2 separate regions of the Homo sapiens genome follow, and region 2 is linked to region 1. Evidence: chromatin loops called from intact Hi-C (ENCODE). Cell type or tissue: endothelial cell of umbilical vein. All regions are shown on one strand. Links, peaks and the distances in the headings refer to the core of each region. The heading gives the core; the rest is flanking DNA.

The links. A loop is a pair of places that touch in the nucleus more often than their neighbours do. Peaks named below come from ENCODE experiments on the same cell type or tissue, not always from the same donor. Only the 100,000 strongest peaks of a DNase experiment are listed, where the experiment ranks them.
Region 2: a loop joins it to region 1, with 4 times the contacts of the local background. A loop is called at or near these places in 3 of 110 quality-filtered maps.

Annotation. Positions count from the first base shown.
Region 1 is chr9:130,845,710-130,851,082 of GRCh38, reverse strand. All of the region lies in intron 1 of ABL1 (ABL proto-oncogene 1, non-receptor tyrosine kinase), which reads right to left. Among named protein-coding and RNA genes, the nearest start is that of ABL1, 13 kb to the right of the region's middle. RefSeq lists a silencer at 3,127-3,421 and an enhancer at 3,013-3,635. In endothelial cell of umbilical vein, for the core only: a CTCF peak has its summit at 2,966 (motif pointing left); DNase peaks (open chromatin) are centred at 3,362, 4,342 and 5,062; H3K4me3 peaks cover 244 bases; H3K27ac peaks cover 2,801 bases.
Region 2 is chr9:130,449,565-130,454,937 of GRCh38, reverse strand. ASS1 (argininosuccinate synthase 1) reads right to left here. Exons shown (of 15, transcript NM_054012.4): 2 at 2,605-2,714; 3 at 565-633. The coding sequence starts at 2,709. It overlaps LOC124902349 (small nucleolar RNA U13), which reads right to left and starts at 5,082; the gene lies at 4,983-5,082. RefSeq lists enhancers at 955-1,455, 2,930-3,631 and a silencer at 2,922-3,216. In endothelial cell of umbilical vein, for the core only: a CTCF peak has its summit at 3,334; DNase peaks (open chromatin) are centred at 1,227 and 3,037.

The sequences.
Region 1 (5,373 bases), core at 253-5,252:
GCGTGGTGGCGGGCACCTGTAGTCCCAGCTACTCGGGAGGCTGAGGCAGGAGAATGGCGTGAACCCGGGAGGCGGAGCTTGCAGGGAGCCGAGATCACGCCACTATACTCCAGCCTGGGTGACAGAGCGAGACTCTCTCAAAAAAACAAACAAACAAACAAACAAACAAAAACAAACAAAAAACAACAACGTGATCCCCACCCCCATTTAGTGTACATTGGTTTGGTAGTCTTGACTGTAGGGCCAAAGACTGTCCTTTGAAATGTAGGTATGTGGGGCTGGGTGCGGTGGCTCATGCCTGTTATCCCAGCACTTTGGGAGGCCGAGGCAGGCAGATCACCTGAGGTCAGGAGTTTAAGACCATGCTGGCCAACATAGCGAAACCCCGTCTCTACTAAAAATATAAAAATTAGTTGGGCGTGGTGGTGCACACCTGTAGCCCCAACTACTCAGGATGCTGAGGCACGAGAATCGCTTGAACACAGGAGGCAGAGGTTGTAGTAAGCTGAGATCATGCCACTGCACTCCAGCCTGGGCAACAGAGTGAGACTCCATTTCAAAAAATAAGTAAACAAAACGAAATGTGGACATGTGATTAGAGCTTGATGTTTTCTTCTGTAAGTCCTCCCTATAATGAATATATCATCTCACTTCCAGCTTCAATTTCCTACAGATGGAGGGAGAACTTAGAGCCATTCACTACGCATTCCCACTGTCAAAGCTTTCTAGATTTCTGTAATTCATTCCAATCATTTACTGTTGTCTTACACCTAATTCTGTAGTAATTTGTTAAATTTATCTTCCTTTACTGAGTCTTTCTAAAGCATTCATCTTAATTTTCCTAGAAACAATTCTCTTTTCACACTTGCATTTCATTGGTTTCATATCAACCAAGTAATTACAACAACAGCTATATCTGAAAGAACCAGGCTTGGAAACAAACATGACTGGCTCTTGTGGACAGGAACATATGCAGCAGCAGACAGTGGTAGTGTGGCTACCCCATCCCATGTGCCATGGGGCACAGGGACTATGGAGGCATGTTTTATAAGGAAGTGAAGAGTGCCGGTCAATTTAGCAAGTCAGTCAAGTGGAAGCCAGTTACGAGCTTCCACTGTCATTATATTAGAAAAACTGTGAGGCAGAGCATTCTTGACACACAAGGACTTTACATACCAACAAGAAAAAGAAAAATCCCTCCACTATGGAAAAAATGGGGCAAAGCCACGAATAAACAATTCACAAAAAATTTACATTATCATTAAAGGCCAGGTGCGGTGGCTCACACCTGTAATCCCACCACTTCGGGAGGCCAAGGCGGGCAATCACTTGAGGTCAGGAGTTTGAGACTAACCTGGCCAATATGGTGAAACCCCGTCTCTACTAAAAATACACAAATTAGCCGGGCATGGTGGCGCATGCCTGTAATCCAAGCTGCTAAGGAGTTGAGGCAGGAGAATCACCTGAACCTGGGAGGCAGAGGTTGCAGTGAGCCAAGGTCGCGGCACTGCACTCTGCCTGGGCAACAGAGTGAGACATCGTCTCAAAAAAAAACAAAAAAAATTACCATTAAACATGGAAAGTGTGTGAACGCTTGATAATAATCACTGAAATGCAAATTCCTTGCCAAATCTGCAGATACATCTTTTTGACGCTGACAGCCAGTGTGGGTAAGATTTCAGAGAAACGGGCACTCTCATACAATGCTAGTAGTAGGTGTATAAATTGAGGGCAACTGGAATATGAACCAGAAGTCTATAAAGAATTTAATATCTGATTTACCTCTAGGAATTTATCCTAAGTGATCAACACAATTATTTCTATACACTAATTTTAAACAACAGCACAGAAAAGGGCAAGTACAAAATATCTATCAACACAGGATAAGTTAGTTTATGCTGCATGCATAAAATAGGATATATTTTAAAAGCCACTCAAAATATTTTTGGAAAAAATATTTAAGTTTGAGAATATACTCGCAATAATATATTAAGTGTTTATATTACATTCCAGTATATAGGCATGGTCCCAACTATGAAAAAATAGAAGACGAGGAGGAATTTCACCAAACTGTGAACAGTAGTTAACTCAGGGTGGTGGGATTTTAAGTGCTTTAAATTTACTTTTCTTTTTTTTTTTTCTCGAGACGGAGTCTCGTTCTTGACACTCAGGCTGGAGTGCAATGGCGTGATCTCTGCTCACTGCAACCTTCACCTTCCGGGTTCAAGCAATTCTCCTGCCTCAGCCTCCTGAGTAGCTGGGATTACAGGTGCCCGCCACCACACTCGGCTACTTTTTTTGTATTTTTAGTAGAGATGGGGTTTCACCATGTTGGCCAGGCTGGTTTCGAACTCCTGACCTCAGGTGATAAGCCTGCCTCAGCCTCCCAAAGTGCTGGGATTATCGGCGTGAGCCACCGTGTCTGGCCTTACATTTTCTTTATACTTCTCTATATTATGGTATATTTCTCACAAAAAATGTGGATTGTTGTTATTACTAGAAAACAATGACAAACATAAAAAAGCTTTAATAGAAGCCAATTGAAATTTTTTTTTTTTTTTTTTTGAGTTGGAGTCTCACTCCATCGCCCAGGCTGAAGTGCAGTGGTGCGATCTAGGCTCACTGCAACCTCCAGCTCCCAGGTTCACGTGATTCTCCTGCCTCAGCCTCCTGAGTAGCTGGGATTACAGATGTGAGCCACTGCGCCTGGCTAAGTTTTTTTTTTTTTTTTTTTTTTCATTTTCAGTAGAGACGGGGTTTTGCCATGTTGGCCAGGCTGGTCTTGAACTCCTGGTCTCAAGTGATCTACTCACCTCAGCCTCCCAAAGTGCTGGGATTACAGGCAGGAGCCACCGCGCCTGGCCCTAAACTTACATAATTGATAATTTAACATGAAAAAGCATGCTGGGGAGGGAGGCTTCCTTCAGGCTGTCCTGAAAAGGCACTTGAGTGCCTCCCTCTGGTGCGTCAACCTCGTGGCCATGAGCATACAACTTTGGCAGACCAGGCCCACACAGGAAATTAAACCAAAGTCATGAATACAGAAATGCTTTTCTTCTCAAATGCCATTTGACCTCTTCTATCAAACATTCTGCCGCATCTGGATTTGATCAAAGTTACATAATCGGGGAAGTGGCCTGGAAAACACCTGGAATAAGCAGAATGCAGATCCCCGCCCAGAGGTGGCCATCCACTTGAAGTGTGGGTTAAAGTGGGATGGTCCCGAACATGTCGACAGATGCTGGGAATGTTATGCAAGAGGATGAGGCCTTTGTTAGGAAGGAAAGGGCCTCCCACTGCTTTTTGATTCAACAGGACGTCAGGCGATCCAAGGCAGTCTCTCGACTTTCCTCTCCAGTTCTTGCTCTATTCCACAAATTAATGGCTAAAGCCCAAAGGGAAGTATTGCTCATGCATGCCTCTGGACCGAGACACTGAAGTGTAGCCACAGTCCAACACCAAAACCTTCCAGTCAATTCCCAATCCAGGCTGATGTCAAAATTGACTCACAATGTATAAATGCCAAGTTACTTGCTTCATTTCATAGTGAACTATGCTCGTCAACCTTAAAAATGATCACAGCTTACAAGGCCAAAGTTGCAGAATGTACTTAAATCTTTCTTGCTTAAGACACAAACTTTCCACCGGTCCCTCTGTCAGGAAGCAAGATTCCCCTAAAGAAGGCTGAAGGCTTCATTCAAAAAAAAAAGATGCCCCAACTAGTTCCCTTCTTCTGTTCTTCCAGCAGATCTTTTTGGCTATTGTCTTGGGAAATAAATTTTAGCATCTGCTATTATTCTTAAATTTTTTTAGTGAACATTTTCTGCAGCCTCCTTTCTGAGTCATACTTTAAACAGATTTAAGATCTGGATCTAAGATCTGGATCTTCAAAAGTGCCTCTCACTCCACTTAAAACCATATTGTTATTTTGTCATAATGTTAACAAAAAGGTTTCCACTCACCAACTAAACTCAGAAAAAATCACTAATTAGCTAGTTGAGCACCGAGAACAGTAATACATCTAAAAAATGCCTCAAACCTCTAAAAAGCTCTGGCTCTGTCTATGACAGTATAAAATTATTTGGAAATTTTATAAGAACCAGGCCACAGAATTCACTGGATCTGTGCATGATTAACTTGTTTAGACAGTATTCTAAGAAAATGGTTTGGGTCTTTAAAGTAAAATTGAAAGATCGTTTTATATAAAAATAATCCTTTCTCAAAGCTGTGAGTCACTGATGAAAAATGTTTACAAAAGATTCTCGGACATGGCATATCTGGCCTAGACTTCCAGGGGCTGCTGGTGCTGTGCCAGACGCTGGCGAACAGTCAGGGAAGGGAAATGCCCATGAACCCCAGTACCGGCTACTTCACAGCCCAAGGGGGGACTTGACCTCCAGGAAAAACATCCCCGGGAAGCTTCCCACCTTCCTGCTGGCACTTGTGCCCAACATCATAGTTCCCACTAGAGTGCAAGGCGGCCAGCTATGGAGCATTCATTACTGTTCACACTGTGGGCTCTCCGGAAGGTTCTTGGAGACGGTTCAGTGTGGGGGGGACAGGAGGATGGAGCATGTCAGACGTGACAAACGTTCCCTTTAATTTTGCTCACATTCAATTATTTAAACTTGTGCTGCTTTATTCATATTTCCTTTGTGGGTCCTTCGCTATTATCCTCCAGTTCAAGGAATCTCTGTAATTTAAAAATCTATAAAACAGATCCTTCTAAAAAGAGGCTTCGTGTTTTATTTCATACTCCGTTCCAGCGGATGAGATCATGCTCAGACTATTCTCAAGTTATTTTATAACAGTCTCAAACAACTTTTCAAAATATGAGCTTAGAGGAAAAGTATTATTTCCCACATTTTGAGCTTGATGAAAGTCATTTTATCTATTTCTACATGGTCCTTTATTTTGTAATTTACACCTTCACCCAGAGAAGTTAAAATTATTAAAACACACACACACACAAGCACACACACACACACACACACACACACAGACATACGTTTAACTGAACACAGCCTTTGTGTTATCTTCAAATCCCAAAACACTGTGTCAGCTGCTAGGGTGCAGGGAGGGGCAGGGCAGTGGGGGAAAGACGTAAAGAACCAGCAGTAGCCCCGCTCCTTGGAGAAACACAGCTGCTGAAAACTTACAGACTCAACAGCAAAAGTCTAACGGAAGGCCAGCGCTGTCCTGTGGATGAATTTTTTTTTTTTTAGATAGAGTTTTGCTCTTGTTGCCCGGGTTGGAATGCAATGGTGCATTTACAGAGGATTGCAAAGGAGAACAGTCCTCAAAAGACTTTTTGAAACAGTCCTCAAAAGACTTTTAAAAACTTGTAATATAGCTCTTATTAATGCCTTAAAT
Region 2 (5,373 bases), core at 225-5,224, 400 kb after region 1:
GATGAATGGATGGATGGATAATGGATGGGTGGATGAGTGGATGGGTGATGGATGGATGGGTGGATGGATGATGGATGAATGGATGAATGGATGGATGGATGGATGATGGGTGAATGGATGGGTGGGTGATGGATGGATGGATGGATGGATGATGGGTGAATGGATGGGTGGGTGATGGATGGATGGATGGCTGAATGGATGGATGGATGGATCGATGGATAGCTAATGGAGGGATGAATGATGGATGGATATGTGGACGAGTAGATAAACAGAGATAAAAGAGGGTGAGTGGGTGCATAGATGGACAGAGAGATAAAAGAGAAGGGAAGGTATGTGGGTGGGGAAGAGACACTCCACCTGGATGGGAAGGTGGGTGGGTGGAAGAGGGCGTGGGGGAGGCAGAAAAACAAGAGGGTTCACACACCTGAGAGCAGGATGATCTCATACTCTTAGAAGCAAGAAGACACACTGGAAGGGATGGGATCCCTGGGGCAGGAGCATCCACCACTGCCCTCCACATCACCGCCCCACTCCCAGCCCAAATCCCTGCCTCCCGCCTGGTACCTTTTTGGCCCCAAGCTTCAGTGCCTTCTTCCTGGCTTCCTCGAAGTCTTCCTTCTGGCCAATGTTGGCCTGAGAAGCAGAAGCGGAGAGGCTCCGTCAGCCCCTGGGGGGAGCCCTGAGTTCACACCATCCGCATGCAGCAGCCTCCCACCCCCTGCTACAGAGACAGCTTCCATTCCATGGCCAAGTCACAGTAAGAAGGAAAAAGGACAAAGCCCAAGGCCTGGAGAGGTGAGATTCTTCCAGGAGGTGAGATTGGGAGCTGGATTGTAGCGTGGTGATGGCTGGTGGCTTCCATGGGTTGGAGCATTGGCTGAGCCTGGCCCTGGCCACACAGGCTGCTGGGAGACAACCATCTGCTGTCATTGCTGGAAGGTCTAGGGTTCTCCTGAAACTCATCTGTCTTTTCCAGAAAACTCTTTCTCAGCCAGTGCAAAGATTAGCTTGTCAGGGCCTTCCTAGCCTCCAGCTCTCCTCCCTAGTCAAAGGCCATGCCTTGGCCATCCTGAGGCAGCTGAGAGGCGGGAGGCAGAGAAGCCCGTGCTCAGGAACTTCCAGCTCCGTCCCTGTGGCCAGTGCCCTGACCTCGGGGTCTGACAGCCCCTGTCTAGACACTGCCATGTTTCCTGCTGCCTGGACTCTGGCCTGCTGCCCAGATCCTGGCCTCAGCCCTCACTCCCTTCATTCGGCTCACCAGACCCTGGAATCTTGCCAAAGCCCAGCTGCAGGTGCTTATCTGAATCACATTCAGCTTTTAAATCCCCCAGGTGGTAGCCCAGGGGTCTATACGCCCAGCTCCAGCTCTGATTGCCCCGCTGTGCTACCTACAGTGAGATGGATACACCCTGGGCTCTTTGCAGCCCCTCAAAGCTGTGCTCTCACCCACCAGGTGACTGTGAGCAAAGTATTTCTTCCCCTGGGCCTCACTTTCCCCAACCTGAATGACAAGGGCATTGGGCGCAGTTAGACATGCCAATATGCCGGCAAACAAGCCACTTTTGGCAAGAGCTAAGTTTTGTCTGTCCAGAGACCCAGGCTCACTTCCTCTGGAAACAGAACCTTCTTTCCTGGGTGGACCCCATTCCACAGGGATGGAGAGGAAGAAATCCCGCCCACTGAAGGAGTAGGCTCATGGCCCAAGCCTCGCACCCCATGATGCAGCCATAGGGACTAATGCGTGGTGGGTCCCCATGGGCCCTACTGGGGGTAAGCCCTCCTTTTTGGGAAAGGTGGGCTATGAGGGTGACCATGAGCCTTGCCTGCCCTGTGGAGAGGCCAAGAATGAAGCCAAGTAGAGTTGGAGATAGATCTTAGAAGCACCTGGATCCAGCCCTGCCTGAAGCCATCCTACCCCTGGAGTTCTCAGTTGTGTGAGCCAAGAATTGTCTTTTCCCTTTCCTTTTTGCGTAAGTTGGTTTGAGTTCAGTTTCTAAAATTTGCACCTAAGAGTCCTGAACAGCACAGCCACACAGAGAAGGACTCAGAGCTGTGGCCAGGTTCAGTCGAAGAGGAGCTAGTTTGAGAGGGATGACTCCTATGGGCCCTGGATGAGGAAGTGGCTTCACACATAACCCATCACCTGTGACCTATTTCCCATCCCAGAACCAGGTGATCCCCCAGGGTCCTTCCAGCTCAGGATTCCACAATCTTTGCTGAATTACTGCAGGCTGACAGCATACTCTGGAGATGGGAAGACTGTGTGCCTTCCCAGGGCTGGCAGCAGGTCCCAGCCCATGCCTCTCTGCAAGCAGGCTAAGCCAGCAGCACTGCCAAGTTCACTTCTGTGCCCTCCCCGCGCCTCCATCACCTGGCTCTGGAAGGCATCTCAAGGATGGCCAATTTGCAGATGGAGAAAGTGAGGCAGTACAACGAGAAGCTATTTTCCTAGTTCCAGTTCAAGACAGGCTTCGAGAGAAGAGGCCAGGCTTGAATGAGTGACGGTGAGCAGACAGGCTGACAACCCAGACAGAGGCTGGCAGGGGGCAGACAGGACAGGTTGCAGGACACGCAGGAAGACAGACACCCAGGTCGCTCCCTCACCAGATAGGCAATGACGTCATAGCCTTGTTCCTTCAGCCACACGAGGATGCACGAGGTGTCCAGGCCGCCACTGTAGGCCAGAACCACGGAGCCTTTGCTGGACATAGCGTCTGGCGGGAGTCGAGGAACAACCTGAGTGACCCTGAGACAGCCAGTGCCCCCCGCCAGCCCCTGCAGACAGCCCAGCCCCGACCTTGGCCTTGGACAGCCTTGTCTCCTGGGCAAGCTGCCACTGAAGGTCGGGAACAGGATGTTCACCTTCAGTGCCTGCCACCCCCGGGAACCCTGACCTCGCACACTCTGCACACAGCCCCACAGACCACACTGGGGCCTGGGAATGCTGACTGCAGTCCTAGGCTGGTCGGGGAGAGGCATCTCTTGGACCTGATCCTCCAGCATCGAGGGAAGGCGGCTGAGGCTGAGCAGTTTGGCCCAAGGCCAGGATGTGAGGAATGCACGCAGGCAGGAGATGTGGGAGGGGCCTTGGCTCTGAGCCTCTGGCAGCTGACACATCCCCCATCAGAACTGCTCCTTGCCAAGCACCAGGCAGGGCCCTGGGAGCCTCAGCGGGATCTCCCTGTGCCCCTGAGCCCCCACTACAACCTCATGAAGTAGGAGTTGTCATTCCTATTGGGGAGGCAGCCAGCAGGGCTCAGAGAGGTCAGTGGCAGGCTCAAGGTCACAGAGGGCACAAGAATCTGTGCTTCCCCAGCACGCAGTGCCGCCGCCCACCTGCAGGTGGAGAAGGATGCTGTGGGGCAGGGGCCCAGCCCCAGTCCCTCTCCTACCTGCAACCCCATGGAACCTTCACTGGCTGGAATTTTAGACATCGTGTCTCCAAATGTGAGCGCCTCTGAATTCAACTCTGCCAATGCCCAGTTTGGAGGGGCTCAGAGACCAACTTCCCCCAGTGTGGAGGTAGAGAAACTGAGGCCCAGGGAGGGAAGGCGATAGACAGGCAGAGGCCTAAGACCTCTGCAACCAGCGGCCCTTCCCGGGGGGACAGATGGGCACGAGGGCTCTCTGCAGCCAGGCCCTCTGCAGCCGGGAAGTGCCTGCGGTCTCCCATCCTGCCCCACCCTCCGTCACAATGAAGCCTCCCGAAGGCGCCAAGGCCTCCTGTCTCCTGATCTTTGCAGCCATGCTTCTTCCCCGAGGGCTCTCCCTGAATCCTGGGCTGCCCTTGGGCTCGCCCTGCACCCCCCTCCCCCACATGCCTCCTGTGGCCCTGGGCTTGGGCGTCTTCACTGTGTCCAATTTGCTGAACAGGAAACCAGGGTTAGGGAGACGAGGTCACCTGCCCAGGGTCATCGGATCAACAAGCAGCAGGGGCAGATGTGGGCCCAGGCCTCCTGGTTCCAGCCTCCGTGGACACCTGGCCCCAGCATCCCGCATTTCCCAAATGTACAGGGCATGTTTGTTCTGCCTGGGAACGTTTCCACTGGAGTCTGACCAACGTCACAAGGTCAGAGTCACCCAGGGTCTTTATTAGACACTACTGGGGAAGTGGAGCCCAGAAGGGTCACCCGGCCATCACCATTGCAGTGATGCAGGCATCGCTATCCTGAGCACTCTCTGTGTGCCTGGAAGCTCGGGGAGAGGAAGTGCCTTTCCCAGGCCTCCCGTCCTCTGCTGCAGAGCCTGGCCGTGTAGCCAGGTGGACTTTGGAGCTCCGTCACATGAGAATTCAGTCCCGTGCATGCTGCACGGTCCCACCTGCCAGTCAGCCGGGGCTCACAGGCCTGTGCTGCCCTTTGGACTTAGAAGGGGAAACACCTCATGGACCATGCAGCTGGGGCAGAGAAGATGGTTCTGGTCGGTGCCCACAACGTCCCTACTGGGCATTCAACCCCCTGCCCCTGAGTTGCTGGTGACTCAGCCAGCCCTAACCCTGGAGCCAGCAGGTGGTATCCATGGCAACTGCAGCCAGGCAATTGGCCATGCAGGATGGAGGGAAGGAGGGAGGAAGGCAGGCAGGGAGGACTTAAGGTGGGCAGTACCTGGGATTGGAGGCGTGAGTTCCCGGCGTCTGGAATCTGTTTTCACAGTGCAGTGAACCACTCTGCAAAAGCAGAGCTACTCAGCTGCCTGCAGGTAGCCTGGGCCATCCCAGAGGCCCTAAACCTTACTTTCCAGCCGCCCAATCTCCTGTGAGCAGCCTCACTGAGCAGAGGAGGTCCAGGAGCCCCAGAGCCACCTGTCCTGCCTCCTGCCTCCTGCCCCCTGCTCCAGAAGGCATTCAGGAAATATGTGGAAGCCTACCCCTGTTTGCGTGTGATGGCGCGGGTGGTGTGGTTGGGTTGCGGGAAATTCTGTTGTATGTTTTAAAACAGCTCTATTGAGGTCTACTTGACATATCATAAATTGCATTTTTTAAATATCAGATGGGTAATGTGCCAACATCATAACAAAGTTTGAGGGTGGCACCTCACACACACACGAGAATACCCAATCAGCACATTCATCAACTACAAAAATAATCGCATATTTTTTTGTGTCCAATTTAGCAAGTTTCGGCGTGCGGATGCGCCCGTGACATCAACACCACAATCAAGGGAATAGACATGTCCGTCTTAGGCTAAGCCCTTCCATCTGGGGTTCTCTTCATTTTAGAGTCAGGAAAACTGAGGCTTGGGCTGAGGAACTTGCCCTGCATCTCGTTTGACTGGTAGGCAGCAGAGCCAGGACTCCAACTCAGATCAGCTCGGCTCCTTAACCCCCTGCTCATAGGTACAAGACCACCACTGGAGACTCAAGGAAGGGAAGTCC